Regions from separate parts of the Homo sapiens genome. Here region 2 is linked to region 1. The links are chromatin loops, found by intact Hi-C in ENCODE. Cell type or tissue: heart left ventricle. All regions are shown on one strand. Each heading gives the region's core, and the rest is flanking DNA. Links, peaks and the distances in the headings are about the cores only.

Region 1 (14,985 bases), core at 4,506-12,505:
GCTGTTTTAAAGGGAGGCTCCAGAGGTTTGAGAGCTGTCTGCACTGGGGAGTGTAAAACTTCCCTTTGTGAAATCCTTCAGAACCTGCAGTGTTCAAAGTCACGGTTAAACCACTACCCTGGGCTTTGACTTTCAGATCACTGCCACGTGCACGAGCTTCTCTGAGCTTTCTAATGACCCCGGGGCTTGGGTGGGCAGGTAATATTGTTCCCCTTTAGAGGCCGGCAGACTGAGTCAGGGTAGTCACTGGAGAGAGGGAAGGGCTGCTTGTCCACTCCAAGTCCTGAGTGCAGCAGTGGCTCCCATGTCTCCTCCTACAAGGGTAATACATGGCAGGGGAGCTACTCTGATCACCAGCCTTTTCGGCCGGGCTTTCTGTCTGTCTGAGCCCAGGTCCTCGTGCAGGTGTCTCCACTCAGCTGCTGCCTGCAGCATACCACACAAGCCTGTGTATTGGGCTGGAGTGAGGCAGCAGGGAGCAGCGAGGACTGTGGCATTCTGGAGAGTGCCTGCCCCACCTAAATTCCTAAAAGTTTGGACAACCCATGCCCGTAAAAGTATACTACATGGGATGAGACTGGGGGCCAAATTTGCTGCCTCTCCCCTATTCTAATTCAAGCCTTTGTTTTGGAGACTAGAATGTGTGGCCCAGAATTGGAAATGGCTCTTCAAGGTCACAGCACAAAGCAGTGGTGAGCTGGGGTTTGGGTCTGGGAGAAGGCGATGAGGCCCCACAGCCAGTGTTCTCTCCCCTCCCTCAGGCTTGGCGAGGCAGTGGGGTGGGGGCAGGGCCAGGGACTGTGTTCTAGGGAAGATGGGCCCCTCACCCCTGAGTTCAGGGGTAGCTCAGCAGGCCCCACTTCCCTTTTTTCTCCCTTCCTCCTTCCCTCCCATGCAGACAGACCTCCTGTCCCTGTAATCAGGTTAGCCTCCTGCTCCGATGAGCTGGACCAGCTGCCTCTTAATGACCTGTCGACCTGGCCCCCTCGCAGGCTCTGGGGTGGGGGAGGGGAAGCTAAGAAAAGAACGGTCGGTGGAAAGAGGCTGTCCACTCCCTTGATTCAGACCTTTCCACAGCTTCTAGGATCAAGTCCAAACCCTTAGAATAGCATCCAAGACCCTGCTTGCTTCTCCAGCACCCACCCCCTAGTACACTCTTTTCCTGCAGTCACATGATGCTGTTTCCTACCTCCCTGCCTTTTCACATGCAGGTCCTTTGGCTACTTCCCACCTTCTCAGAAAACTCCTGTGCATCCTTCAAAACCCAATTTGTGCCTCTTCCTCAGGACTGCTTCCTCTGGGTTCCTGCCTCTGTACTCTCACAGCATTGGGTGCTCTGCTGGTCTGGAACTTATTCCCACTGTGTTGGCCTCCATTATTCCTGGATCTGGTTTCTCCGGAGTTCCGGGAGGAAAGGAAGAATATTCCCTTCCCTCTGCACCTCAGGGGTACAGCACAGAGAAGTGCTCAGTGAAAGTATAGGGCCAGCAAAGAAGAGAGAAGTAGGGACCAGGGAAGAGAAAGAGACAGACAAGAGTATAAAAACAGCTGCTCCCAGCCCCTCATACTGCCCTAGCCTGCTTCCTGCCAGGGAGGCCATTCCTAGCGACGCATGCCTGGCCTGAAATAGACACATGGGGACCTTGGTAGTGCATTTTCATAGCTCAACACTAAGCACCCCCCTCCCCCTTATTCCTTGGGCACTGAAGCTCCCTCTCCTCCCAGGGCCTTGCCTCTGCAGCCAAGACCCCTCCTCCAGCAGTGCCCAGACCTCACCCCTCTGTTTCTGTTAACTTTGTTTTATAAATAAATCATATAAATAGGCTCCTCTGATTCCTCGGAGCATGCAGTGTTTAAGGACTGGGGCATTGCCGCAGGCATAATTGTACTACCGAATCCATCAGCTGCCTAATTACCATTCATTTTGCATTTATTTCTGCTAATTAAAAAGAGAGAAACTCCTAACAACTTTTACATAAATACTATATTTGTTCTATGTAAAGATGGATGCTAATTTGCTGGTGATTAGCTGATTATCGGATTTTATAGCTGTCACACAGGATGGCCCTCTCTCCCATTTGTACCCCGGACACCACTTGAGGCCCCTGATCAGATATGGGAGGAAGGGGTCAAGGGAGGCCCACCTGGGGGGTTCGAGGGCCTGTCTGAAGCCCGGGGTCACCAGGAGCACCAGATGCCACTGGGGCTCAGGGCGGGGTAGGGGGAAGGTGCTGCAGTCTGATTGGTGGAGCTGGGAGGAACCTGTGGCTCACTCACCGCTTCTGTATAGATGGAGAAACTGAGGCCCAGAGAGGCCTAGCACTTCCCAGCAAAACAGTGACCAGGGACAGAGTCAGACTGCTATTCTAGACTGGACTCCAGTGCCCATCCCACTGTTGTATGCTGTTGTCAGGAGGAATTTGCAGGGAGGTGGCTTTATCTGCTGCTGGAGAACTATGAGGACCAGACTCCAACTCATGCAGAGGAAAGGAGCACTTAGCCCATGGCCCAAACTGAACCCTCTGTGTACCCTTCTGAAAACCTCCACCTCCTTCTACTTCCCTGGGCAGCCCTGGGCTTTGCCCCACGGCACCCTGACTGCACTTAGCTAGGCTTTCTCCCAACCTGGATTGAGACTTCCCCAGGACTGGCCTTGCACCCTGTGGGCTATCCGGACACATGTGAGGGTGTCAAATTTTAACACTATGTATGTATGTTCATGTAACTAAGGAAAAAAATATAATTAATACATCAAACCCATGATTTCACAGATCATAGTGCTTTTGATGAGGCTAAGTAAAAAAAAAAGTAATTGGTTTAAAGTGATATAAATAATTAAATAGTTTTTTTTTTTGAGATGGAGTTTCGCTCTTGTTGCCCAGGCTGGTGCTATCTTGGCTCACTGCAACCTCTGCCTCCCGGGTTCAAGTGATTCTCCTGTCTCAGCCTCCCGAGTAGCTGGGATTACAGGCATGCGCCACCACACCCAGCTAATTTTGTATTTTTAATAGAGAAGTGGTTTCACCAGGTTGGTCAGGCTGGTCTCGAACTCCTGACCTCAGGTGATCTGCCCGCCTCCGCCTCCAAAGTGCTAGGATTACAGGCATGATCCACTGCACCTGGTTGATACATTTTTAAGTACATAAAGAATTAAGATGGAATATGGACACGGCTTACAGTACCTAATAAGGTGGGTTATTTGATAACTTGAGGAGGGTCTGAGAAGACCAGGTCAGGAGGCCAGGCAGTTGAGGTCAGGGTCAGCAGTGACCTGGGGCAAGGTGGGCCAGGTCTGCAGCCACCACTGCCCCATCCCATGACTGGGCAGATGGTGCCCTCAGATTGTGCCCTTCTCTCCCCAGCCCTGCAGTTGGTCAGAATTAGCCCACAAGAGAGCAGTCATTTGTCCTCCTAAAGGTAGTTTCACTGGGACTCTGTTGGGGGAGGCCAGGAGGTTGGACATTACCCCATTTCCCACCAAGCCACCAGTTGCGAGTGTGTCACTTCACATGGACATGCGGTGCACCTGTTTCCCCTGGCATTGATAGGTGAGACACTGACTGGCCCCTGTTCTCTTTCTTCCTGGCCAATCTGAAAATGCCCAGTTCTCGAGTTAAAGGGATAACAGCTTTGACAAGGCCAGGTGTTGTCTGGGTGGCCAGAGAGCTAAGGGTCAGGGTCAGCGTGGCCCATTGGCCCATTGGAGATCCCCAAGGCTTTGGGGTCCAAGGGCCAGGGTTCCAGGCCTGGCTGCTGCTTCCCAAAGCGTCAGTCTCCTCCTCTATAAGATGGGGACAGTTGTGCTGAAAGGGTTCTGAGGGTCATGTGCAAAGTGTCCCTCAAAGGAAGACTCAGTACAGCCGGCAGTGAGCCCAGTTCCAGGGGCCCTCTCGGCCACCCACCCACCCGCCGCCGCTGTGTCTGTGCCGCCAGAGATCTCCCTCTCATCAGCCCCTTTATCGCCCTGTACACAATCAGGGGAAGCTGGGAAGGCCGCTGGGGCTGAGGGCAGATGGAAAACAAAGAGAGAAAACAAAGGCACTGCTCCTAGGGGGCCAAAAGGCACCTGCCTCCTCCCCCAGGCCTGGCCTTGGCCACCCCAGTCCTCCAGGATCTGCCCCACCCCTCCAGAAGGATAGTCTCAGAACTCATGTAGGTCACCACTCTCAGGGGACCCTCAGGAAGTCACTCGTCTCCAGGCCACCTTTTCTTATCTGTAAAATGAGAGAATTGGACAACAGGCCATGTGACTTTTGGCAAACCTTCCCCCTCTCCCCACCCTCCAGGGTCTCCTTGGGGCAGGCCCAGCTCGTCTCTAGGACCCCCCAGCCTGTCCCAGGAAGTCAAGATGGTGCCCACTTCTGTCTGTGGCAAGGACCCCAGCCCTGCCTTGGGCAGGGTGAGGTAAACAGGAGGCCCCTGTTTCCTGCCGAGATCTTGGGGTGTGCTGGGTGCTCAGTGCATCTGTGTGGAATGAATGAATTATTTCATCAGAAGGGGGCCTACTCAGAGTCAGCCCTAGGTTGCTGCTGCTGTTGAAGCCTCTCAGGGAAGGAGACCCTTCTGGTCACTTGAGGGAGGTGGAGAGAAGTGGTGAAGGGCTGGCAATGGCATCCCTGCCAGGCTGTCTGGGTTCACATCTTGGTTGTGTGACCTTGGACTGGTTTCTTAACCTTCTGTTTCCTCATCTTTAAAAATTGGTTATAGTACTGACCTCATAGGTTGTGGTAAGATTAAGTGGATTAATTTACATAAAGTGCTTAGAACAGTACAGCTAAAGGTTAAATATCACTATCCATTTCATCACTCTTATTATGATTAGAGGGAGGCTTACAGGGAAGCACATGAAGATTAGGCATCCTGGCCTCTCCTGGGCACAGCCCTGGTGAAGGCTGGGAATTGCTGGGAGCTATAGAGTGTTCTAGGTGGGAGGGGCAGCAGTTTGCAAACAGGAACATTTCTATGTAAGTATTTCTGGTAAACTGTTAAACAGGGGCCTCATGAGAAAGGGGCATGGATTCCTAAGAATATAGGAATTTGTTGTGATTTCTTTTCTGATTCTAAATATATATTTGTAATGTTAAATAATTTTTAAAACAGGGCCTCCAAAATTGTATAAGCCTCAGGCCCTGCAACCTGAGCTGTTCCTGATTGTTTCTGTTATTGTGATTGTATTTCTGTGGCCCAGCCCTGTGCTGCCCACTTTGGTGGTCCTGACAGGATGGCCCAGCCTTGGGGTCCCAGGGACCTGTCTTCTCACCCTATGGACAGCGGTGTTATGTGCAGGCTGGCCTCTGAGCTGTAGTCTACACTTCACACCCCAGATGGAGGGAGCTCTGAGGGAGCAGACAAAGGAAAATGGGTACCTCAGGGAAGGTCTCTGAAGGAGTCTTCTCTGCATATGCAGGACACAGAGCCCTGTGCCCAGAGGCTTAGTGGCCAGCCCTGCTGCTCCTACTCACCCGGACTAGGTGTGGCAGGCCAGGCCCCTCTCCCTTCCCACTCCCCCTCGGTATGTGCCCTGGTGGACAGGCAGGGGCGGGTGGGGCCGTGGGAAGCAGGCTGCTGAGTTGGAACAGTCACCCCTACAGTGGTCGTTGAGTGGCTGGCTGTGCACCAAGCTTCAGGTTCCTGCCGGGTGCAGACCCAGAATGGTCCTTGCCCTCTGGGAGCTCTCCCGGTAACTGGGACCACAAGATTTGCACCTGGAAGGGCTAGGGGTGAGCAGGGGAAGGCTGTACTAGACCCATCTCTCTCCGAGAGGAGGCAGGAGAGCCCAGAGGTCGTGAGGGCTGGACCCTGGGGGAGGACCTCTGAGAGGACGGGCCCTCGGCTGGGGGGGGGGTGCTCCTAGGGTGGGCGCTGTGGGCCCTGGCGCCTCTGCCAGCAGCAGGGCCTCTCGGCCCGGGCTCTGACAGGGACATTTATAACTCACAGCTGTGCGGTCCTGGGCCCAACTGACTGTGGTAAACCGATCTGGCTTCAGGAAGTCCCGTCCCGAGGCCACTCCCCATCCCGACCCCCACACTCTCCTTCACCTCCTGACACCCACATCCTGTTCTCAGCGGGAGGGGCAGGCGGCGGGCACTGGGCCAGGGGCCCAGCCAGGGTCTCCAACCTGTGGGCAGAGTGGGAAAGGACAGAGAGCAGCAGTGAGGCCCCAGTGCTGCGGGGTGCCCACCATTGCCAGCCTCCTCTCAAAGCACACACAGGGAGGCAGAGGCCCAGAGGCAGTGCAAGGCCCCCAGGAGCCCACAGGGTCAGAGCGCCAAGAGCATAGGTTGTAGGGCTCAGGGGAATGTTCTGCGCCTCCAGATCTACCTAGAAAGGGGATTCGCCTTCTGGCCTCTGTGGACCCACTCCAGCCAAAAGGAGCCTGACCGGAGGGGCAGAGTGAACCAGAGGCCTCAGAGAATGCTGGGAAAGACGCCATTTTGGGCCCTGGGCCTTGGGCTGGCCCTCCTTTGGGACACCCCGTCCCCAAGATGCTTCGTGCCCATCCCACCTAGATCCTCCCAGCCTAGTTCAAGTGTGGGGCCAAAAATGGTCTTGCCCAGTGCTAGAAAGAGAGACAGTACTAAAGGCTGCAGCACACCATGGCTCTGACCCCTTACATCCCTTGGCCTGATACAATGACCAGTTCTTGGGCCCCATCAGCCAGCCCGCCCCTCCTCCATGCCTCTCCCTCTTCTTCTGCACAACGTTTGCCAAAGCTTGGCCCAGGTAAATCTGGTAGTCTACAGCAAGATTCTAGAATTAGATAGTACCCAACAGGACATACATTTTTGTTTTACTAGTTACAATTTATTAAAGAGTATCAGAAATATATAACTAGCCTATCAAATCAATTATTTCAAGGGCATGATTGCTTTGGACAAGGCCAGATTTATTGGAGCTTAAAAAAAAAGTGAGTGGAAGGTGAACATTAAATTAAGTCATCACACAGGTAGATCTCAGCTCAGACCAAGAATCCTAAAGAGCGTGGAGGAAGAGCTGAAGTTTGGGGAGCACAATCTAACTCATCACCAGGACTCTTTTCTGCTTTAAACTCTGCATCTGGGCCTCCTCTCCCAGTTATAAGCAAAACAGCCAGCCCTGAACCTTGTAGGAGGGGCAAGGGAGTGAGCTGGTTTTCCCGAGGTGCGTACACACATAAAATGGCTCCGAGTGTTGGTCAGGGATCTGGTGAGCAATTCATAATGAGGAAAGAATTCAGGCAGGGGTCACAGAGTGGCTTTGGAAGTGGCTGCCGGCCGGCCGTGTGAGATAATTCCCCGAAGCCAGGCACGGCGCAGAGAGGAGGCCACGGCAAGGGCTTTGTACACCCGGCTAAAAATACCCCCGACAGCTTCTCCCTGTCACCCTGCCTGGGGGCCGTACAGGAAAGTGATGCTGTTCTGCTTTTCCTACTAAGAAGAGAAAGACAACACAAAGTCCCCAGTCCTGGAAGAAACAAAACTTATATTTATATATTTTTCAAAATCCCACTAGGAGGAATTGGCTTGCTGGTTGGAGTGTGGCTGGGCGGGGAAGACACAGCCAGCTCTGATAAATCAGGCATCCCGGGGTGTGCTTAAGTGACCCAAGAGGCCGCTGAGATTAGCTTGGCGGCAGGGACAGAGGTGGGAGGGGAGTGGACGGCACACCGGCCTGCTCTCACACACGTCTCATCTCTCCCCTGTGTACCCAGGAGGAAGAGGAGGAGGCCCGTTGGCGTCGGACCAATGCTGCAAGGGGTGTGAGGAGAGGAGCCGCTGTTTTTCACTGAGCTGCCATACCCCGAAAGGTAACACCAGCCCCCGATGCCCAGGCCATACCATCACCTTTGCCTAAGCCTGGGCAGGGGCAAGCCCTAGCAGCCCAGAAGTGCTGTGGCTGGACCAGAGCTGAGGGTTTTCAGCTGCTTCTCACAGCCTTTCCTGGGCCTGGCTGCAGGGCCTCTCTATAACTCCTTGTGTGGTGCTCATACTGCCAGAAAAGGCTTCTGGGTGTCAGTTTGTCTGTCTCCAAAATGGGGCACTGGGCTCAGGTCCTGTACTTACCTCAGTTCTCAAGGATTCTGTGAGTCAGTTGTGTCTGATTTGGTTGAGCCATCTTAGCAGCCTGGCTCAGTTGGAACTCTAGGGCTGTAGCCAGGGGTCCCAGCCTTTGTGGATGCTGGATTCTAAGGCTACGAGGTCCACAGTGCCATGTGGGGCTTGAGAAGGGAGGATTTTCCAAAGCAGACCTGGCTGGAGATGTGCTTCACTGGGGATGTGGCTGTGGTCTCCTTTGTGGCAGCATTCAAAATTCCAAAGTTCTCCCTGTCAGCTCTGGGCAAGAATTATTATCTGCATTTTCAGACCACGAGAACAAGGCACAGGGAAGTTAATGGTGCCTGCCAGGGATCACACAGCTAGCTCTGGCCACGCCACAGCAGCTTGGCTTCATCCTATTTGCCATACCAGCTTCTATGCTTTTACTTCGACCGTACTGCACTCATCCTCTCAAGAGAAGTTCTGCTTTTGAGGCCAAGCAACCACTAGTCTGTATTGTGTGCCTGTGAGACCCATCCCTCCATCCATCCATCATCCATCCACTTACCTGTCCATCTCTCCATCCATCCCTCTTTCTTTTAGTCCTTCCACACTCATCCACCCATTCATCCCTCCACCACCTATCCGTCCTTCCATCCAACTACTTACCCACCCATTCCCCCCATCCACCCATCTATTTACTCTTTAATTCACTCATCAAATATTCATGGACTCTCACACCAGGCCAGGCCCGCATTAAGGGCTGGGGTTTTTGTTTTTGTTTTTGTTTTTTTGAGGCAGGGTCTCATTCTGTCACCCAGGTTGGAGTGCAGTGACACGAACATGATTCACTGCAGCCTCGACCTCCCAGGCTGAAGCGATTCTCCCACCTCAGCCTCCCGTGTAGCTGGGACTACAGGCATGCACCGCCACGCCCAGCTGATTTTTAAATTTTTGTGGAGACGGGGTCTCACTTCGTTGTCCGGGGGTGGGTTTTGAAGACAGAGCCAATTTAGCCCTGCCCTGAGAGGGTGTGGTGTGCAATGGAGTACGACTCAGATCCCAGAGCCAGACTGAGTTCCATAAGGCAGTGCTCAAAGCCTGTGTGGTGACCATGACGACACAGGGGACGAGGGAGAGGGGACGTGGCTGATTCTGCAGGCAGACATTCGGGGAGGAGGAGGCGGCATTGCTCATGCATTCATTCCCCAGGTGTTGACCGAGAAAGTCTGTCAGGAACTCTTTAAGTTCAGAGATATAGCAGGGAATAAAGCAGACAAAACTCCCTGCCCTTACGGCGCTTGTACTCTCGTGAGGAGGCATGGATGATAAATACCTAAAAAGTGAATAGGTCAGGTGACGCTAAGTTTTAAGAAGACAAATTTAGCCAGGTAGGAGCACAGAGTCTACAGTGTAAAGTACTCTTTCACTAGCCAAGGAAAGCTTTTTTTTTTGAGACAGGGTCTCACTCTGTCACTGTAACCTCGACCTCCCCAGCTGAAGTGATTCTCCCACCTCAGCCCCCTGAGTAGCTGGGACTACAGGCACACACCATCATGCCTGGCTAATTAGTGTACTTTTAGTAGAGATGGGGTTTTCCCATGTTGCCCAGGCTGGTCTCGAACTCCTGGACTTAAGTGATCCACCTGCCTCAGCCTCCCAAAGTTCTGGGATTACAGGTGTGAGCCACTCTGCCTGACCCAAGAAAGGCTTCTGTTAAGTTGGCCATTTAAGATAGCTGAATGCAGCCAGGGAGTCTGCAGGGATGTACTTGACCTGTTCAAAGAAATGCAAATAATCCAGTGTGGCTGGGAGGATGTCAGGATAGGGGGCGAAGTCAGAGAGATCATGGAGGACCCACTCCTGTAGGCGGACAAGTGTGGAGCAGAGAGATAGCTGGGAAGCTGTTGCCCACATCCAGGTAGAGGTGATGGGAACAGGGACGAAGGGGTAGTGGAGGAAGAGGTGGGAAGCCATCAAAGGCTGAATATATTTCAGAGACCCAGCAGGCAGGCTCGCTAGTGAATTAGAGGTGGAGGATTTAAAAAGACGGAGACAGTCAGGGAAGGCCCTTGGGTTTGGGACAGGAGCCAGTGGTAGAAGGGAGGTGGTTATTTGCTCAGCCAGGGACAATGGCCGGGGAGGGCTGCGTGAAGCTGAGGAGTTCTGTTTCAGACACATTGAGTTTGAGATGCCTTTGAGACGTTCAAGTGGAAAGATTGAGGGGGCAGCTGGAAATATGAGTCGGGAAGGCAGAGAGAGGTCCCAGACTAGAGATATAAATTTGGGAGTTGTCGTGGATTGATGGTGTTGCAAGTCGTGAGGCAGATGAGATCACTCGAGAGTGTGTGGCGCTTGAGAGGGTCAGGAGCCTGAATGTGAGTCACGGGGCACCCAGCCGTTTAGGGGAGTGAGTGGATAAGGGGTCTGCAGAGGAGCTGGAGAAGGTGCAGCCAGGGAGGGGAACAGAAAGCAGGCTCTGAGTGGACAAGCAAGACTCTGCTGGGCAGTGCATGGAAAGGACTCTGTATGCTGCAGTGGGAACAGCCTACACAAAGGCTCAGAGGCCTCAATAAACCAGCCATATTTGGAGAGGACTAATGGAGAGACAGGAGAGACCACACCGCCTTCCTGCCCACACTTGGCCACACAGGGGCTAGGGGCTGTGGGCAAGCGCATGCCTGGGCCCTCCCCGTCACCCTGGCCGGCACTCCCTGACCCTGGCCAAGCATCTTGCCCTGATGTCTGTCCACTTTCCCACTTTCTTCAGCTAGCACTATGGACCTCCCTCCTGCTTTCTGGGGCTCCTCCCCCTTGTCCAAAAACGCAGGGCTCCAGGTGGCAGGTCACATGCTGCCCATGGGGAAGAGGCACCGAGCAGCTCCCTATTGAGCACCTGAGCATGGTGTGGATCCTTTATCCTAAAAGATGTGAACCTTCCCAGGCCGCGAGTGAGTGTCAGAGCACCTGCTCCCAGTTAGGGGAGCTCTCTGCCTTTGGTGGGCAATCATATACGTGCGTGTCAGTGTTGTGTCACTTCATTCTTTCTCCATCTCTGTCTCTCTCTTTCTCAGCCTCTACTGCAAACATCAGCAGTGCCCCCTCCAGGCCAGGCCCCGGGCTGGGTAGGATCCCGAGGAACAAGTGTGCTCCTGACCTTCCAGGAGCTCCCCACCGCTCCATCTCTCCCTTGGCTCCTGAGTGTACCTTTTTGGTGCTCAGGAGCCTGAGCCTGACTTAGAATTCCAGCTTTGCCACCCACCAGTAGTATGTCTTGGGGTGCTGCAGCTGCCCTGTACTGCAGTTCACAGGAGAGGGCTCCCCGAGACTCTGGAAACAGACCCAGGAGCTTCTGAGCTATCCCTCTGCTCTGGCTGAGGTTTGACCCCGGGCCCACTCACCCCTCTCTCCACAGCAGAGTTGTGGGTCTTGTCAGATGCTCTTCCCCTTCAGCGTGCAGCTCTAGTCCCACCTTCTCCAGAAAGCCTCCCTTGACCACTCTGAGGTCAACCAGTGTTTCCTAAGCACCTGTGTTGTGCCAAATGCAGGGCTCGAGTCAGGGTGTGCAGAGATGACAGTGGAGGGTTTCTGCGCTGAGAACTGGCAGTCCAGATGGGGTGGTGGGGGGACAGGTAAAGAACCCACACCTTCCAGCATAACAGTGAGCACTGCAGGTGCCCAGCAGAGAGAACGGCCTTGACTTGGTCAGGAACGGCTGCACACAGTATAGCTGCCCTGAACAAGGCCAGAGGCCGGGCAGGTGTGCAAGGTGTGATAGGGGCTGGGGGGTGGGGGTGGAGAGAAGAGTGTGTCCAGGCGAAGGAGACTCGGGAGCACAGTCCAGCCCGTCTGCAGAGTGAGTGCGGTCTGACATGGCCAGGACGTGAGAGGAGGCTCAGGAGACTTTTCCAGGCTGAGAATTGAATGGAGCCAGGCAGGGACTTGTGGACCTCCTCTCCCTCGGGAAAGTCAGGGGGAGATGCCCCTCCAACTCTGCATCGGGGACTAGGGCAGCAGCAGCAGCTGCTCTGATGATGCATGGCTCCGTGGCAGAGCGGTGGCAGGAGGCTTCGGGTAATCTCATTAGTGTGCCCGGCGGAGGGGACGAGTAATCCCGTGCCTTTAGACTCACTTTTCTTTAAGCCTGTCCCTATCCATTCTCTCCCTAAATCCTTGTACTGCTTTGGTGACATCAGGCGGGACTGGACTGGACTTACCTCCATTGAACTGATGGGTAAAACAGGGTTAGAGAGGAAAATTCTTGCATGATGCCATAGCTCACAAGGGGCAGGAACTGCATCCGTCTGACTCCAGAACCCATGCTCTTATAATCCTCTACTATCTCCCAGACTGTCTTAGACTATCCAGGCTTATAGACTGCCTCCCCACTGGCCCCATTTTGCAGGTGAGGAAACCGAGGCCCAGAGAAGGTAAGACACTTGCCTAGGGCCACGCAGCAAGTCAAGGACAGCACTGGCACCAGAAGCTCACCTGGCCTGTTTGTGTCCCCACCCCACCCCACAAGCAGGCACAGGGATCCCCCTGGTCCCTGCCCATTTCTGCCTGGAGCACCCACTGTGCTTGGTCTTCCTGCAGTCTTTGGCACCGGCTCCGGTGGAAGGCACCAAGTTCCTCATCAGAAGGCTCCATTGTGCCTATTGTTTAAATATAGATTACTAATGAAATGCCTTTTCATTGCCTTCCCAGTGAATAGTTTCCGTGTAAAGTTAATTTGCAGTGTTATGTAAATTCTGTTTAACTTCAATCAAGTTTCTAATTATGTTTTTACCGCAGTAATTCCCATTTGATTTGTCATCTCCTGTTAGGTATTCAATGTTCGGTGGGCGGGCTTGCTTTCCGTCTGCCTCTCAGTTTTCCAAGGCCCTGACCTCCTCTCTGCTGTGTGTCTGTCTCCGTGGCTCCTGGCTTCTTCATCCACTTCGGCTTCTTGGTGGCTCATTTCCCACCTCCTCGCCATCCCTCCATCTATCTCCTGCCCTCCACCTTCCTTCTTTCTTCCTCTTGCCCAGCTGCACCTTCTTCCCCTTCTGTTTTCTTCTTCTCTGTCTCCCCTCCTCCCTCCTTCCTGCCCTCTTTCCCCCTCCCCCTCTGTCTGTGTCTTCCTTCTCTGTATCTTCTTTCTGTATCTTCCTTTCTTCTCTCTATTCCGCTCATGGCCTTGCCTCTCACTCTTCCTCCCTTTCTGTGTCTTTCTCCACTGACAAGACTCTCTCCTGCCTCCTCTGCTCACATTTCCATCCCAGTGCTCCTCCTCTCCTGAGGTCTTCTCTCCCTCCTCCTCCACAGTAGAGCCTTTCCCGAAGCTGCATTCCGGAGTGCCTGCGAGGTGTGCTGGGCTGGGGGCTGGGGCCACCAGAGGAGCCCTGTGCAGCCCTGAGTTGTTGGGGTGGGGGATTGGTGAAGAACACAGAGTCTAGGGTTGGGGTCTCCGGGTTCAAATCCCACCCCACCCCTTGTTAACTGTGTGACCTTCCGGTTAGTTCACATTGATTTCTGTGCTGCATCCATAAAATGGGGTGATAATTTTACCTGCCTCCACAGTAAAGCCCTTCCCGAGGCTTCATTCTGCAGCCCTGAGACAGTGGGGTGGGGGATTGGTGAAGAACACAGAGTCATGGAGTTATTGTGAGAAGTCAGTGAGATAACCTATGTGAAGGGCTTTAGCGGAGGGAGGGGCTTGGCCAGAATTAGCCTTTTTACTTTCTTAAGAGACAAGGTCTTGCTTTGTCACCCAGGGTGGAGTGCAGTGGCTCACTGCAGCCTTGACCTCCCAGGCTCAACTGACCCTCCCACCTCAGCCTTCTGAATACCTGGGACTATAGATGCATTCCAGCATGCCTGGCTAATTTTTAAAATTTTTATTAGAGACAAGGTCTCACTATGTTGCCCAGGCTGGTCTCAAACTCCTGGGCTCAAGCAGTCCTCCCATCCCAGCCTCTCAATGTGCTGGGATTATAGATGTGAGCTGCCACACCCAGCCCAGGAATTAGCTTTTATTTGGGAACTCTTGGCCATGCCTTTCATTTTTTGCGGCCTTCCTGAGATGCATCTGCAGTGAGTTTCTGGAGTCCTGGGGGTCAGGCCTGAGGCCAGGGAAGGGTGGGAGCTGGCTGCAGACCCCCATAGAGCTGGCATTTCCCGCTCCCCACTCTCCACCCCTCAGCCTTCCTCCCCTAGAGCAGGGTCTCCGCTCTGCCTGTCAAGAGATGTGGCGTCCTTCTGTCTTAGTGGGCCCATCTCAGGCTGTGAGGACAAGCCTGCCACCCTGGGGTAGTAGCGGAGACACAGATCCCCAATGCTGGAAAAGTGCTCAAGACTCTGGCCCGCAGACCTTTCCCAAGCAACAGACCAAAGGCAGAGCCGCTCCTGCTGAGTTGGACTAGACACCCCCTTCTTCTACCCTCCCTCACCCCCTAGATGCCCCAAAGGCTATAATATACCATGGACTCCAGCTACAAAACCACTGGTCCAGGTGCAGCATGTTGGCAGCTCTGCCATTTATCACAGGGACTTCTCTCTGAGCCTTGGCTCCCCTCCTGTGTGGCCCCAACGTTGGGCTTTGGGATTCTCCCTGAGTTTGGGGATTGTCCCTGTAGTCAGGGAACGGCTGGGTGGCCACAGTTTCCCAGCAGACATCTGCCCTCTGGGTGGGGAGGGCGGAAGGAAAACACCAGACACAGGCAGGGCTGGGGCTGGGCGGGTGCTCTGCCCCCTCCCTCTGCTCCCGCTTCCGCCCCGACTCTGCTGGGCTTCCCACCCAGCAAACCCCTGGCACATCCAGGAAGCAGAAAACAAGTGCTTGGGGAGGGCATTCTTCTGGGTGAAGAAGGGCAGCCGGTCACTTGTCCTTCAGAGACACAGAAGCCTGGGCCACATGACTACCTGACCCACAAGTGGCTGTGCGTGTGTGTAGTGTACGTGTGTGTGTGTGTGTGTGTGTGTGTGTATA
Region 2 (14,985 bases), core at 3,034-11,033, 56 kb before region 1:
TAGCCCTAGTCATGGTCACCACCAGCATTCCCATTGCCTTACCTCTGATTTACAGATGAGACGGTGAAGTCGATTGCCCAGGTCATGTGGTGCCTGGAGCCCAACCAAAGCGGCCTGCTGGCACCTAGGCTTCCTGATCTCCAACTCCCTGCCGTTTTCCACACTCTTGTGTAGCACAAAGGGCTGGCCCATCATCTCTGAGAGGCCCCCAGTCAGTCATAACCCAAGTACATTGTAATTCAACCTACTAGGGCAGCTTGTTCCCCTTGGAAAGGCGTTCGAGAGGGAGGTGTTGCATCTGGGCTTCTGTCTGAGAAGCTTATTTTTTTCATGTGTAAACTGAGGCTCATAATAACAATACCTACTTTTTGGACTCTTCTCGTGTGAAGGGAAGGAGGCCACAGAGGGACTGGGCTTGTCAGTTGTACCCTATTATGTGGAATCACTATGAATGGTAACTGACTGGAACTTCTGGCCAGTCACTCACCCCTCCGAGCCTCAGTTTCCTCATCTGAAGACCATGAGCCGAAACAACATAATCTCTTCCCGAAGTGGCTTCTCAGGGCCACCAGTCCCCAAAAGCAAAAGAGAGGGCAGCAGAGCACCCCCACCCCCAAGAAATTGTCAAACCTATTTGCCTGGAGGAGATGGCTCAGAGTAAATAGTTTGCTTCACTCAGCCTTTCCCCAGACTACAGACACCACCCACCCCCGACTTTTTTTTTTTTTTTTTTTTTTGGAGTGCAGTGGTGCAATCTCAGCTCACTGCAACCTCTGCCTCCTGGGCTCAGGTGATTTTCCCACCACATCCTCCTGAGTAGCTGGGACTACAGGCATGCGCACCCATGCCCAGCTAATTTTTGTATTTTTTTTTTTTTGCATATGGTGTTTCACCATATTGCCCAGGCTGATCTTGAACTGCTGGGCTCAAGCAATCCACCTGCATCTGCCTCCCATAGTGCTGGGATTACAAGCATGAGCACCATGCCTAGCCCCACCCTTTTTTTAATGCAAAATAACTATGGAAAAGACCAATAGACCATTTTGGGAAACGCCCGCGTAAACAGTCCCTTTCAGCTCAGGCATTGCAGCTCCATCCAGCGGATGGTTTACCTACTGAAGAACCACCTTTCCAGGGGAGCCTTTCACAGAGGAGAGGAGGGGACAGTGTCTGCAGAGGCAGAAGTCTTCCCCTCAGCCTGCTTTCTTGGCCTTTCCACCTCTTTTTAACCCACCCTCCAGCCTCCCACTTTTGCTGGCCTCCTTGTCTTTTCTTTTTTTGTTACCAGACCACAAATCTGTTTGTGGTTGGGCAGTCCCAAGAGCAAGGCCAACTGGGCAGAGGGGTGGGGCCTCTGCCATGTCCCTAGAGACAGGCCCCAGAGTTTTGCTGGCTGTCAGAGCCAGAAGGGGTTTGTTTCACCCATGGGGGCTGTGGGCCCCCAGAACCTGTGGTCAAGCCTTTGCAAACGTGCACTTTCCTGGAGAGGTGGTCTGAAGCCTTGTTTCAGATCCTTAATTCAATGTGGACACCTGGAAACAGTGTCGAAACTATAGCCTTAGTCCAAGGGTCTGTAGTCCCTGGCCGTTGAATGGAGTGGAACTGTCATGCTGCCTTTCTCCCCCTCTTCCATTCCACCTCAGTCGTGTGACTCTTGAAGATGTGAATAGATTTATGTTCACACCTCCTGCTTCTAATCCAGCTTGACATGTTCCTGGCAAGGAAACTGTGACCAAGGGATGTGAAGCGACTTGACCAAGGCCACAGGGCCTGGCACTGGGGCCGGGGGGGTCCAGGGAATGATGAGTGAGTGGCAGGCAGGCATGGCCTTCTGCAGCAGCTGACTTCACTGTGAAGCCATCCCATCTTGTCCTCTGTGAGACCTACTAGGGGTGTTGGGATTCAGTGTCCCAGAAAGAGCTGGCACTGGGGTGAAGGAAGTCCCCGCCCAGTCCCTCTTCTAGGAAGGCTGGGCAGGACTGGTTTAGGAGTTGCCTCCTCTGGGTCAGGAGGTCAGCTTCTGCTCTGCAGGCTGCATTTTGTGGGTCCCGCCCAGGTTCATGGTTCCTCTTCGGGGGCTGTGGGGACCACTGGCACTTATATTGAGGGGCACACGGTGTCTTCAGATTGCCCGGCTGGTGTAAGCTGGTTAGGAGTCCTTAGCTGGGGTTGTTGTGCTGTTGGTGGGGAGAGGCAGCCTGGGGCCTCCAGAGAGCCGCTGGCCGGCCACTCTGTAATTGTGCATGAGTCACTCTGCCTCCCTGCTCGCAGTCCTCATGTCCCCACCTTCCTGGGATCCTGAGAAGTGGGCTTTGTGATGGTTGGGAGCAAGTAAGGGGATTTCTTGGCTCTCCGCCTGTCTGCCCTGTGTGCCCGGCATACCTGAGCTCCACAACCTCCCTGCGCCTCAGATCCTGGGAGAAGAGCAGAAAGCTCGGGTGTGACTTTTTTTTTTTTTTTTTTTTTTTTGAGACTGAGTCTTGCTTTGTCACCCAGGCTGGAGTTCAGTGGCACGATCTCGGCTCACTGCAGCCTCTGCCTCCCGGGTTCAAGAGATTCTCTTGCCTCAGCCTCCTGAGTAGCTGGGAATATAGGTGCCCACACCACCATGCCCAGCTGATTTTTGTATTTTTAGTAGAGACGGGGTTTTGCCATATTGGCCAGGCTGGTCTCGAACTCCTGACCTCAGGTGATCCGCCCGCCTTGGCCTCCCGAAGTGCTGGGATTATAGACGTGAGTCACTGCGCCGGGCCTCAGGTGTGATTTCTTGTTTGGTGTTTGGCGATGGGGCTGTGAAGCTGTGAGTTTGACGTCAGTTTATCTCCTGCAAAAGAATGGCCTTCTGATTCCTCCCACCTGGCCTGGGTTGACATCTGCATTTCTGCTTGTGCTTCATCTGCAGGACTGACCCCTTTAGGCAGAAGGAGTGGGTCTGCATTGGGGGTTGGAATCCTCATGGGCCTCAGAAGTCTTGGCGCCTTCTGCCTTGTGGATGGCCTCCCTCCTAGCCAGCTCCCCAGAGGGGTCTGGGCAGCTCTGCTCCACCCGAAGGCTCTGGATGCTCCTATTTCTGGTATTCTTGGCACCTTTGATTCCCAAGACCATTAGGGACCTTGGCGCCCATCTCATCTGATGCCTGTCATACGGATGACTTATGCCCCATCTACGCTATCCCCATAGAGCACCTTCCCATGTGGGCTTGCATGCCTCCACGGACAGGCTGCTCCCTGCCTCCCCAGCAGCTCCCTCTGTCTAGAAAGTTCCACATCGTATGGAGCCCAGAAGGATACCTCTCCCCTAGTTCTCTTCTCAGGACCTTGCAGAATGTGGTGAATTGGTCCTCAGGAAGTCTCTTCCATTCTCTGCCTCAGAGATTGTATCCTCGGAGACTTCTCTCTGGGCTGAGTCTAAGGCTGGAGAAGGCAGAATGGGCTTCCTGGGGAGGTGGCCTTCTTATATCCCCTGGGCCTTATTATCTCTGCCTCTGGTAAGAGTCTGGGCAGCTTGGAGACCTGAGACCTGACCTGAAAATAGCTTAGCCCAGGTTGTAAGACGTGGCAGTAGGCTGGGGAGGCCACAACAGTGGCTCACTGGGGCCCTAGGGGAAGAAAGTGGTCTGGCTTCTGCTTTTCAAGCAGGGTCAGACATTCCAGGAGGCTGAGAAGGCCGTCTGTCTTCCTAGCCTCTTGCAGCATGCTCGCCTGCCACTGCAGCCAGAGCCCCCTCACTGGAGGTAGCCAGGGGCTGTGAATAGTGCTTCCTCCCCTGTGGACCAGCACCCAGCTCCTTACTGAGCTCCTCTCTGCCTGGCCCTGCCCCCTGCCACTTAGGCGCATCTTGCCTAAGTGTCTACAGGCCCCTGAGACCTGGGCTCTGTGCAAGGAGCGCTGGATTTAGAGACAGAACTTCTGGCCTCCTCCTGCCAGCATCGCTGGGGGCTGTCGCACGAGTCCAAGGGGAAGGCCAGCACGTTGCATGCTGTCCAGTATCACTGCATCGGGGAGTGTAATGTTTCATTACCATGTGCAATGATGGTAATGGCAGCACAGAAAGGCCCTGGAGACCATCCAGGCCAACCTTCTCATTTAGATGCTGAGTCAAACCCCAGAGGGGACGAGGTCACACGACAAGTCCCTGGCAGAGCTGGAGCTAAAATCCAGGTGTTCCCACCATCTAGCCAGTGCCCAGCCCTGCCTGTTACTCCACAGAAACCCTTTGCTGGAGTAAGGCACAGGAGAGGTGCCTCCATGGCTGTGGCAGTGGCACTGGCCTGGCCTGGGACTCACCTTCCTCATTTTGCAAAGCGGCTGGGCCTTTCGGCTCTGGCTGTGCCCACCAGAAACACTCGTCCTGGGGGCAGGCACTCGGTGCCTATGGTCTTGGTAAGACAGCTGGCTCCTCCAGCCTGGGGGCCGCTGCCCTATAGCAGGACACTTTCTCTCACTTCCTGGCTTATATGGGGCTGCCTTGCATTCCGCCTTGGGTGGCAACAGGGTCCTCAGGAGCCCACCTGAGACCCCACGCCCAGCTTTTTGGCTCATCAGGCTCATTTGGTGGCCTAGACCATGGCTTGAATTTATGGTCTGAGATGCAGCCTGGTGTGATCCCTTCCAGGCCCCTAAGACCCAAAGATGCCCAAACTATTGGAGCAGGAGGGACCTGGGCAGCCAGTCTACTTAATGCCCTTCTCATCCCATTTCCCAGATTAGAGCCCTGAGGCCAGAGAGGGAAGGAATCCAGCTGCAGAGCTGCAGGCAGGATCCCATGTCCTCCCAGCCTCACTGGCTTGGTCTCCCCCTACTTTCACCCTTTGCGCCCGAGGCTGTCCTTGGCCTTCCCAGGCTTTGTGTGGAGTGAAGGACGATGGGGGACAATGGGCAGAGTAGCAACTGCTACTTTTCCCTCAGGGCTCCTCTAGACCTCTGCCAGGCCCTGCGTCACTTCCAGTTCTGGGGAGCCCATGCACTGAATGGGCTGGGAGGGTCCTGCTGGTGGGGCCTCGTGCCAGCCTGAGAACAAGGCTTCCTGGCTGGGCTTGAGTCCCCAGCACTCTGGCCCTGGGGAGGGCAGAGTCTGGGGTCCTTTTGTGCCTCCCCTCGCCCAGCTACCCAAGGAAGGTGGATTCATGTATTCCTTTGTCAAGTTTATCAAGCACCTTCCATGTGCCAGGCACTCTTCCAGGCCCTGGGGATACATTGGTGAATTTGACAGGGGCCCTGCTTACATTCTAGTAGGCGAGACAGTCAGCAGGTCAACAACTTAATGCATGACATCATGCCTGAGTTATAATCAGTGCTTTGAAGAAAAATAAACCAGGATAAGGTGATATAGGGACATGAGTGGGTGATGGGGCTTCTTTAGGTGGTGTGGTCAGGGAAGGCTTCTCTGAAGAGGCTGCATTTGAGCACATACCTCAGGGAGACAGGGAAGTGAACTCCATGAACATTTGGGAGAAGAGCTCTCCAGGCAGTGGGAACAGCATGTGCAAAGGCCCTGTGGCAGATGCTTGTTTGGCGTGGTCTGGGAAAAGCAGGGAGGCCAGTGTGGCTAGATGGAGTGAGGGAAGGAGAGAGTGGGGAGGAAGTCAACAGAGTGATCAGGGACCAGGTGATAAGGGACAGAGAGCCTTATCAAGTACAGGAAGGGCTTCTGACTTCATGCTCAGTGATTTGGAAGCCACTGAAGGATTTTAAGTAAAGGACTGAGGCTATCAGATGTGTCCCTCTAAGATCTCTGGCTGATGAGCCGAGAATAGACTGAAGGGACAAGGGTGGCCACAAGGAGACCATCTGGGCAGCATTTACAGGAACCCAGGAAAGGATGCTGGCGGCTTGGACCAGAGTGTTCAGTGGAGGTAGTGAAACAAGGTCGGATCCTGAATGTATTTTAAAGATTGACTGAGGCTGTGGCCAGGAGCCCACTGGGAATGCCTGTCCACCTCCGTGAAACAGGCTGAGCTAGAGAACTGGCTCAAGTTGCTGTGTCCTGGGAGTCTGAGCCCTTCTCCTTTTGTGCTTGTCAATTCCTGTGCCTCAGCCACTCTGTCATAAGGTGGCCTTTTAACAGTTGGAAAAATAGAGGCATAGTGGGTCTTCCTGATACCCTTGTCTACCCTTGGAATTCTGATATTCTGCATTTGGTCTCTCTCCTCCCCTCTGGCTGATTCCCTGGCATTCATCCCCTGCATGTTCATACACTCCACTCTATGCACCATAGTTTCCCAACATGTTAGTCATCCTCTATCCCGAGGCCTTTGCATATGCTAAGTCCTCCACCTCCACTCTTCAGTCAGGTGAACTCCTACCCATCCTTAAGAGCCCAGCTCAAAAGCTGCCATCTTTGAACTCTCTCCCCTGACACTCTCAGGCACTGAGGATTTCTTCTCCACTGAAAATTCTACTCCTCTCCCTCCCACACTCTATTGCAAGGGATCAACTGCGTGGGGCTGGGTCTGTGCCTTCCTTCACACCTCCTCTTTCTGTTCTGTGTCCTCACAGCCTGGCCCAGGGCCAGCACAGAGGAGGGAACAAAAACATTTCAGTGTATTCCTGGAGCAGTAGTTGGTTACTATGGAAACAAGGAAGTGTTGCAACTTCCTGAACTTGAGGTTGGGGTCAAAGAGGGCAGCTCTATCTTGGCCACACGGGATCAACCCAAGATGGCCATGCTGAGGTTCTTATTAATTCAAAGTCACTTCGGACAGGCTCTTTCCCATCCCTGAGCCTCAGCTTACCCCATCAATAAGATGCAGGTGTTGGGACTGCTTGACTGTCTGCTCTAACGTTCTGTATCCTTGTGCCTCCAATCCTGCCGTATGAACACAGGCAGGTCCTTTGCCCTCTTTGAGCCTCAGTTTCCCTATTTTGTTGACCTCTCTCCAAGAACATAGCTGCCTGAGTCAAGCAACTCCAGAATCCTAGGGTCAGCGGCTGGGCTGGCCGTTGATGATTGAACTGGGATTCTTGTGACTTGCAGAGGCACAAAGAGGGAAGTCCTGCTTTCCAGGGTGGTGGGGTGGGGGTGGGGGAATGAGGCAGCAGGAGGGTGGGTTGGTAGGGATAATCCAGGCCGGCTCACTCTGGCCTGAACCTGCACAGGCCCCTGGGTCTCCTTTCTTCACCTTGAAGGTGGCAGGAGCTAGTGCTTGCCAGGGGCCCTTGGCTCTGCCGGACGCTGCCCGCTCCGCATTCTGGTGCCGTGCCATGTAGATCCCGGCCTGTGCTCTGAGGGCCACAGGTCCTGTGGTGGCCCCAGAGGCTGCCTGCTGCCTGTGGTGGCAGGGCTGAGTGGGTGGGCACCATGTTCTTACTGTGTCTCTTCTCTCTCCACTTCATTGCTCAGAAGCCAAGAGTTAGCCAAGCACAAAACCACAGCCTGGCTGCTGGCACCCTCCTCTGCAACCCTGCAGCACCTGGGCAGGCTGGTTCTGGGGGCTCAGCACCAGTCACCAGGGCTCGGATGTAGCCTCCTCAAGCTGGGGGTGGGGGTCAAGGGGCCAACATGCCCAGCGTGACGCCAGGCCCGCAGTTGAGTTCCCACCTGCCATTTGCACATGCCATTGGGCAGAGTGGGCAGAGGCCTCAGCCCGCATAACGCCCCACCCTGACTCCTGCCTGGCACTCAGGTGCCGTCTGGCCTGCACCAGACCCAGAAAGAGTGACCTGGGATGAGAGGCCTTCCATGGCTCTCTGGGCCTGCCTCCTCATCTGAAAAATGGGCAGAGGGTGCCCGCCTCCCATGGCCACCAGGAGGGGAGACAGAGGAAGGCAGCTTGTGATCTCCAGAGCCCAATAAACACGCTTGTTAGGATTACCAGCAGCAGGCAACAGGCTTCAGCCCAAGAGATGCCCCTGAGAACCTCTTTTTCAGGAAGCAAAAGCCCAAACCTTTTCAGAATGAGACTCTTATTCTGGGAATGAGAAGTGCCTCTCCCTCTGTTTCTGAGCTGTGCCCAGTGGCCAGGGACCTGAGTGGCCATCACAACGTGCCTTTCCCGCCTACCACTGCTCCCTGGCTTTCTAGGGTTGGAGTTGGATGAAACCCCTGGGGCAGCACCGGGCACTGGAAGGGCCCTGGTAAGGGAGAGGATACCCACTGCCCATCTCTGCCACTCATCAGCTTCCTGACCCTGACGAGTCCTTGTCTCTCTGCCCTCTGTGCATTGAGGCCCCTTCTAGCTGGGACTCTCCTTTGGAGTCTACTGGAGCATTTTTACCTCCAGGATAGGTGAGGCTCCCTACTCCAGACCCCCAGGATGTAATGTGGGTCTCACCTCAACTCACAAAATTCTCACTTCTGTTAAGAAAGGGCCTTGCCATGGTTGACGGGGATTTGCACTTCACCGTGTGGACAGTGACAGAATGCGTCTCCCCGCCCCTCCTTACCTGGCAAACTTTGTCATTACCTCCTCCCAGGGACCTCCTAGGCATTCTCCTCTGGACTCCCTCAGCCCTCAGCCTTCTCCTCCTCCCGGTACCAGCTAGGTCAGACAAGACCTGGAGCAGAGAAGGTGCCCAGTAAAGCCTGATGAGTTCTTGAATGATCAAGTGAAAGCCCTCAGGTATCCAGATAGTTCAGTTGGCCAGAAAGCCCATTTTTCTCAGATTTTACTCAGCTATGTTTGCTTGTTCAGCATATAGAATCCTTTTTATTTTTATTACTTCATTTTATTTTGTAGAAACTGGGTCTCAGTCTGTCACCCAGGCTGGAGTACAGTGGTGTGATCATGGCTTACTGCAGTCTCGAACTCCTGGACTCAAGCGATCCTCCCACCTCTGCCTCCTGCTGGGACTACCGGCACGAGCCATCACCCCGGCTAATTGAAAAAAATTTTTTTTGTAAAGACGAGGTCTTGCTTTGTTACCTAGGCTGGTAGGATCTTTTGTTATTTATTTTTTATTTTTTTATTTTTATTTTTTTTAAAGATAATCTTTTTGGAAGCTCTGTGTCCAGGACTGATTCTCTATACCTTTGGCCAATCTCTTTCTTTTAAAACTAGGGTTTCCTGAATTGCATTTTTGCATTTCTTTTATTTACCTGGTCTGTGCAACTATTTTTTTCTCTTTTGGACTCCATATAGCAAATAATTCTGCCTCTCCTTTTATTTGAATTTCTCATGCCAAAAAGGCAGGGAGGGTTAGTAAACACTGCTTTGGTTGTTCTTTGTTTTGTTAAGTGTTTTTAACTTCTTAGTGTGTTAGACTAGATTTTATCTGCCTTTCCTACCTGCCTTAACCCCAGGCCTCTAACCCTCCACCTTCCCATTGCTTGTTCACTGGCATTGTGTCTCCTAGGACAGCTGTGTGTGGTAGCGCATGTTGCGCACTGCACAAGTTGGGGGTGGTACTCACATTTTAGTCCCCTCACATTATACATGTATTAGATGATTTTTTGGCAGGTGATGGTAAAGTGTTGGAGGAAGGGGAGCCTGGTTCTAATTCTCATAAAGCCACCTTGGATTAGGAGTAGGCTGACATTGTCCCATGGTCCTGGCTGAAATTGGGAAGTCATTTTGACTCCTTCCCCAGGGCTGTACCCCGTGACATTGGGTGTCCATGTCCCCATTCCCCTGCCCAGAGCATGGCTTATGGGAGTATGTAGTCAGGGAACTGATGTCTTTGGACTCCACCTTCTGGATGTTTCTCCAGCCACCTCTCCTGTCTACATCCCCAGGCAGCAACCTTCTCCCTCAGGTGTCTACCTCCAGCTTCCCCTTTTCCATCGCCCCTTCACTTGGCTACCAGTGTGAACCTGAATAAAAGGCACCCCTGATCTATCACCTCTTCCACTCTACTTAAAACTCCTTCGTGCCTCTCTACGATCTACAATCTGAAATTCAGTGCCCTTCATTCTCTGGCCCCAGATGAACTTTCACTTGTGTGTGCTTTGCACGTTGTGTTCCTCTCTGCTCTGTCTGCCTGGAGAACTCCTAGGCATCCTGCAAACTCTGCCCAAGCCTCAGCTTGCCCTCATGCACCAGCTAGGTCAAGCGGATTGGTCCTCCCCTTGCCCCGGTTCCCCAGGCACTGTTTCCTGACCAGTGTTGCAGCCCTTGCTTGGCAGGATCGCAGCTACCTTTAGAATACCACAGCCACCACCAGGCTCTGGCTCCCTGTCACCCAGCAGCACCAGCTTGGATCTAGCAAACATTCCAGTGCGCTCCCTGCAAGTTGAATAACACATGGTGGCTACCCTTTCCCAGAGCTGGTCGGCTTTGTGATGTGGACCATGTGCATGGTCTGACCCCTGGCCCCTTCTTTTGCCCTTTCCCCTGCCAGCCAAAGCCAGAGAGATGGCTGGGCCATGCCAGGCTCCCAGGAGCGCTTTGTGGGTCAGGTTGTTTTGCCCAAAGCTACTGGGTCTGAGGATACCTGTGAGCTTGCTGTGCCTGCATTGCCGCTGCCCAGGCTTGGCTTCCTGGGAGAATTGGCTCGGCAACAGCAGCCTGGGCCAGGCCACAAGGCTTCTTGGGCAAAACTCCCTGGGCAGGGCCAGGGGCTGGGGCCTCATATGCACTGCCTGTGCACCAGGCGAGTCTGTGGGCAAATGAGCTCCAGCTTGCCATGGTGCTGGGGGAGGGCCACCCTTCTGCTGGGTAAACATGGGTGTTCAGGCCTGCCTAGGCACGGCCCTGGGTTCTTTCGGTTAAAGGTGCAGGACAGCATTTTGTCGAGCCGGGAGTTGCCAGTGAGAGGGTGACAGAGAGGGACACATGGGAACCTTCACCAACCTTCCCTGGGACTCGGCCCCTACAGGCTTTAAGCAGAGGCTGCAAGGAGGCTTAGGGGTCCCTGGGCCAGGACTACTGTTCCGACTCTGAGATCTTTTATCTGCTGCAATGCTGGCTGCTTTCTGGGACTTGGGGAAGGTGGGTGGGCTGTGAGCAGGTGCGTTTCCTAAGCCAGGTCTGAGACCAGAGCTTCCATTTAGCGGTCCCCACTGCAAATGCATTTCAGTCCTTGCTCCCCCAGGCAAAGCTCACATCCTTGGGAACATCCTTCCTGCACCAGGCATGGTACTTTGGGGTCTGGAGACTGTCGCAGCACCCCTCTGAAGTGGGTGGTATTATCCCATTTTGCAGAGGAGGAAGCTGGAGTTCAGAGTGCTGAACTTGTTCAGCCTCCACAGCTGCTCAGGGAATCAGGTCTTCTACTCCCTACGTGAGGCCACAGCTTGATTTTTCTTTTCTGGTCCGTGGCTGTTTGTACAAACGAGTATCCTGTGGACATGGTTGTCTGCCCCTGCCCCTCCGACAGGACAGCGCTGAGCAGGTACCTGGGCTGGTGCCACACTTGGGGAGGTGGACACGTAGCCTCAGAGCCCGAAGCAACTGGTGGGGTTCATTCCCATGGAGGAGAGGTTCTCCGTGGTCCACGGCCGGAGCCTCCGCATGTCAGATCCTTCTCCCCACCCAGATGGAGCCAAGTGGGCCCCACATCAGTGAAGGAAAAAGCCCTTGGCTCTTGTGCAAACACAAATTGTGGAAGAGTGGCATCAACAACACGAGGTGCTCCCCATCCATCCGGCTCACTTTCCTTCTACGAGATGAACTCAGCTCAGGGTGTTTTGTGCCTTCTCCGGTTTGCTCTAGTTTGGTTTTGGTCTGGTACAATTGAAGTCTTTGCCTCCTTCCGACAGAAGCACTGGACCCCTCTCCCTGGGCCCTGAAAACCCGGAGGGGTACTGGGACTGCTGTGTTGGATCAGAGGAGTCAGGTAGAAATTAGGGGTTCTGGGTGCAGGGAGCACTTGAGGTGCCTGCTGCATGCTCCCTGAAGACAAAATCCCAGGGAGGATGTGTCAGTTCCGAGGGCCACTGAGATCACCACCTCCGTGAGCATGAGCAAGACCCTATTGGCCGCACCTGGGACAGCCTTCCTGGGCAGGGCCAGTCCTACCACCTCCTTTGTCCCTCTCCCACTCCCCAGACCCCCACCCCCTACCCCTCAGGCCACCTGCTCCCTTTTTACCCAGGCACATGTCCATGTGTGCCCTTACAAGCTCCTGGCTTTCGGAAGGGAGGGGACAGGTTGTAGAGAGACGGGATGCGCCGGAGTGTAATTTTATTTCTGTGGCTCTCCTTTCAAGCTGTCACGGTAAATCTATTTTACTTGTCACTTTGTAAATCATTATGCAGGATTAAGCCTTTTACCAGCTTTTAAGGCTTCTGCAACCAGGGACAACCCCACCTCTCCCTCATCCTGCCTTCTTTCCCTCACCTCCCTTCTGAATGACCCTACTGCTGTGTCTTAAGGCTCAGTTAGAATGTAAGTGGGGACCCAGGAGACAGCTTGCTGTCATTGAGTTTAGCTGCCCCATTTTACAGGTGGGAAAACAATCCCTGGAGAGGGAGGGACTCCCAGGTGCAGTGCCTGGGGTGCTTAGTGTTTTGTGGTGCCCCTGAGCAGTGGGGAGGGAAGTTGCTGAAAGCAACCGAGCCTGGGCATGGGACTTGGAGGGTTTTTTTTCTCATCCCCCATGGGGACCTGGAGGCCCCCTGTGGCTGTGGCAAGATTGCTCAAGACCCACAAGGAGACCCCGTTTGGAAGAGGAGACATACTTGGAGGGAGAGAAGGACCTTCTGCCCCCTCTCAGGGTGTGGGGCTGGTGGGGTAGGGGACTGGTGACAGGAAGCTGGAGGTGGGAATGTGGTCACAGTCACCCTACTGGCATGTGGGATCCCGTTTATTTATTTCTCCAGAAATCTGTGTCCTTCTCCAGAGAAGGCTTTGAGGTGCAAGAACAATGAAGCCATGTGCTGAGATGTTGAGAGTTGCAGATAGTGGCTGGGACTACTAGGCCAAGAGCCAGCAGTGTGCAGCGGTGCGTTTCCTTTCACGGGTCCATCTGGAGCAGCCTGCTCACAAAACCAGAGTGAAAAGATGCTCACCCACAAGGCTGATGTGCATTGTGGGAGCTGAGGTTTGGGGGGTGCCCACTTTGAGAAGCCAGGGATGTATGTGCCCAGGGCCAGACTGCCCAGCTGGGCCATGCCGGGTTTGACAGCCTTAGGTCTTGCTGCCTTTTCCATCGGGATACACTGGCCTCATCGCCAGGTCAAGGGCTTCCTCCCTATTGCTGGGGTTCCAGGGCTGTCCTCTGCCCGTCTGTGCCAATAGAGGGCCCCGCCTTGGGGGGCTCACACTCACCTGTCCTGCTTCCACCACTCCCCACCTAGACCTCTGCTGTCTTGAGCCCAGATGAATTAATCTCTTGCAGCAATTTCAGTCTACCAAGAGACCTTCTCCAGCATCTTCTAGGGGAGGGTCCTGTGCTTTGGGGAAGCTGGACTGGGTGACATTCATTTCCACAGCCCTCTTTGCTTTCCCTGTTCAAGCCACCATGATGTGCAATGGCAGCTGCCTCTTTTTTTTAACTTAAAATTTTAAAATTTTGTGAGTACATAAGTAGGTATATGTATTTATGTGGGCAACTGCCTATTTATTGGCCTATTTCTAGACTCGAGCTGTTCTGCAAAGCCAGAGCCTTGTCTCTTATCCCCTAGCACGGGGGCCATAACGGCACAGGCTAAGGCAATATTTCTCCATTAGAAGGATGGCCAAACAAGAGTCCTCAGACCCTGACCTCAAGGAGTTTCACAGTCTGCATTGGAAACAACCTTGGCTACTCAGCAGAATAGCTGCAAGGAGTACTGAAAGCTTCAGAGAAATCGGCTAATAAGTTCCAAGGAGTGAGATGAGAATGAGCTAGAGTGGTCGGTGGGGAGGGGCCTCCTGGAGGAGGGGGCATTTAAGGGCTGCACTGAGGATGGAGAGGCTTTAGCTAGAACAAGGCAAGGAGCGGGAGGAAAGGTACTTCTGGGCGGTGGAACCGGCATGACCAAAGGAAGGGAGGTGTGCCTGTGGGGGTGCTGGGGCAGCTCAGCCAGCACCCATGGACTTTAGGGGAAGAACAGAGGCCAAGTTTCTAGGGATGGCTGGGACCCCAGAAGGAAGCCAGGGTTAGGAGGGAACACTTATTCTAGAAGTGGGGAGGGAGAGGTGTGTGACAGACTGGGTGAGGACAGAGCAGTGTTTTAGGAGATTTAGTGACAGGGAGCCACCTGGGTTGGAGGAGACCTGAGCCTATTAATTAGGCAGGTGAGTGGAGTCCCTGAGGTGTACTTCAGGACCAACCAGGCTCCCTGTACTGGGTGGGATGGGGCAGGGCTTAGGGGCTGGTGCTGTTCCCACCAGCCCCGCTCCATGCTGAGTGGGAGAGGAGGTGGCAGCAGCAGCTGGGGCTTCTGAAGATCTGGGTGCAGGCTTGGTCTGGCTACTCCTGTGCCTCTGTCCTCAACCTGCAAAATGGGGAGATTCTGCAACTCCACCCAGCCTGTCTGCCTGCTGCTGTGAGGAGTGCTGGAGACACAGGGAGGGGAAGTTCTTTGTGAACTGACATTGCCTGTTCTCATCCCCTTCTGGAAAACTGGTGGCTGCCATGGCATGGCCATTTCATGGCTGCTGGCTTCCCTCTGTTCTCCAGATTGGGGGTGACCCTAGGACCTGGGTTTCATTACCAACAAGCCATGTGATCTTGGGTCAGTCACCTCCCTCTTCCAGGCCTTGGCGTTCTCCTCCATAAATGGATCCGTGCTGATAACCTAAGCCTCGCTGCACGCAGTGTGGCTGTTGTTGTGCTAGGAGACCCAGGCTTGGGCTGCGGCTAGGGGTGTCCCCCTGTGGGCAGAGCCCCATACCTGTTGTCACAGTAGCATCGCAACACCTCCTTATAAGCCTTGGAACCTCGGCCAAGAGGTTTCTGTGTACGCTTCTTGGTCTCTGGTGACTTCTAGGCCCATTTGACATTTCTTTGCACTTCCTGCCCACTCCTGGAGGCCCCTGATTAGTCTACTTGGTTACAAACCCATATCAGATCCCTGATATCTCCCAGCAAGCCTTGCACAAGGCATGTGCCTTTAAGTGATGCTCGTGGCTCTTTGAAATCTGGACACCAGCTGGCAGAGGGGTGGTCAGGTAGCTCGCTT

The links. A loop is a pair of places that touch in the nucleus more often than their neighbours do. Peaks named below come from ENCODE experiments on the same cell type or tissue, not always from the same donor. Only the 100,000 strongest peaks of a DNase experiment are listed, where the experiment ranks them.
Region 2: a loop joins it to region 1, with 2.0 times the contacts of the local background. A loop is called at or near these places in 58 of 110 quality-filtered maps.

Annotation. Positions count from the first base shown.
Region 1 is chr10:79,131,992-79,146,976 of GRCh38, forward strand. It overlaps ZMIZ1 (zinc finger MIZ-type containing 1), which reads left to right. Exons shown (of 25, transcript NM_020338.4): 3 at 7,691-7,786. Among named protein-coding and RNA genes, the nearest start is that of ZMIZ1, 71 kb to the left of the region's middle. RefSeq lists cis regulatory regions at 615-1,115, 5,641-6,141, silencers at 781-1,075, 5,727-5,886 and enhancers at 5,256-5,936, 12,927-13,865, 14,832-14,921. In heart left ventricle, for the core only: a CTCF peak has its summit at 11,155 (motif pointing left); DNase peaks (open chromatin) are centred at 6,038, 7,300 and 7,670; H3K4me3 peaks cover 254 bases; H3K27ac peaks cover 6,815 bases.
Region 2 is chr10:79,077,856-79,092,840 of GRCh38, forward strand. All of the region lies in intron 1 of ZMIZ1 (zinc finger MIZ-type containing 1), which reads left to right. Among named protein-coding and RNA genes, the nearest start is that of ZMIZ1, 16 kb to the left of the region's middle. RefSeq lists enhancers at 5,923-6,494, 6,495-7,064, 6,567-6,686, 9,862-10,848, 10,849-11,835 and 3 more, a cis regulatory region at 6,290-6,790 and a silencer at 7,411-7,480. In heart left ventricle, for the core only: no CTCF peak of the experiment used is centred there; DNase peaks (open chromatin) are centred at 4,321, 6,506, 7,159 and 10,491; H3K27ac peaks cover 7,181 bases.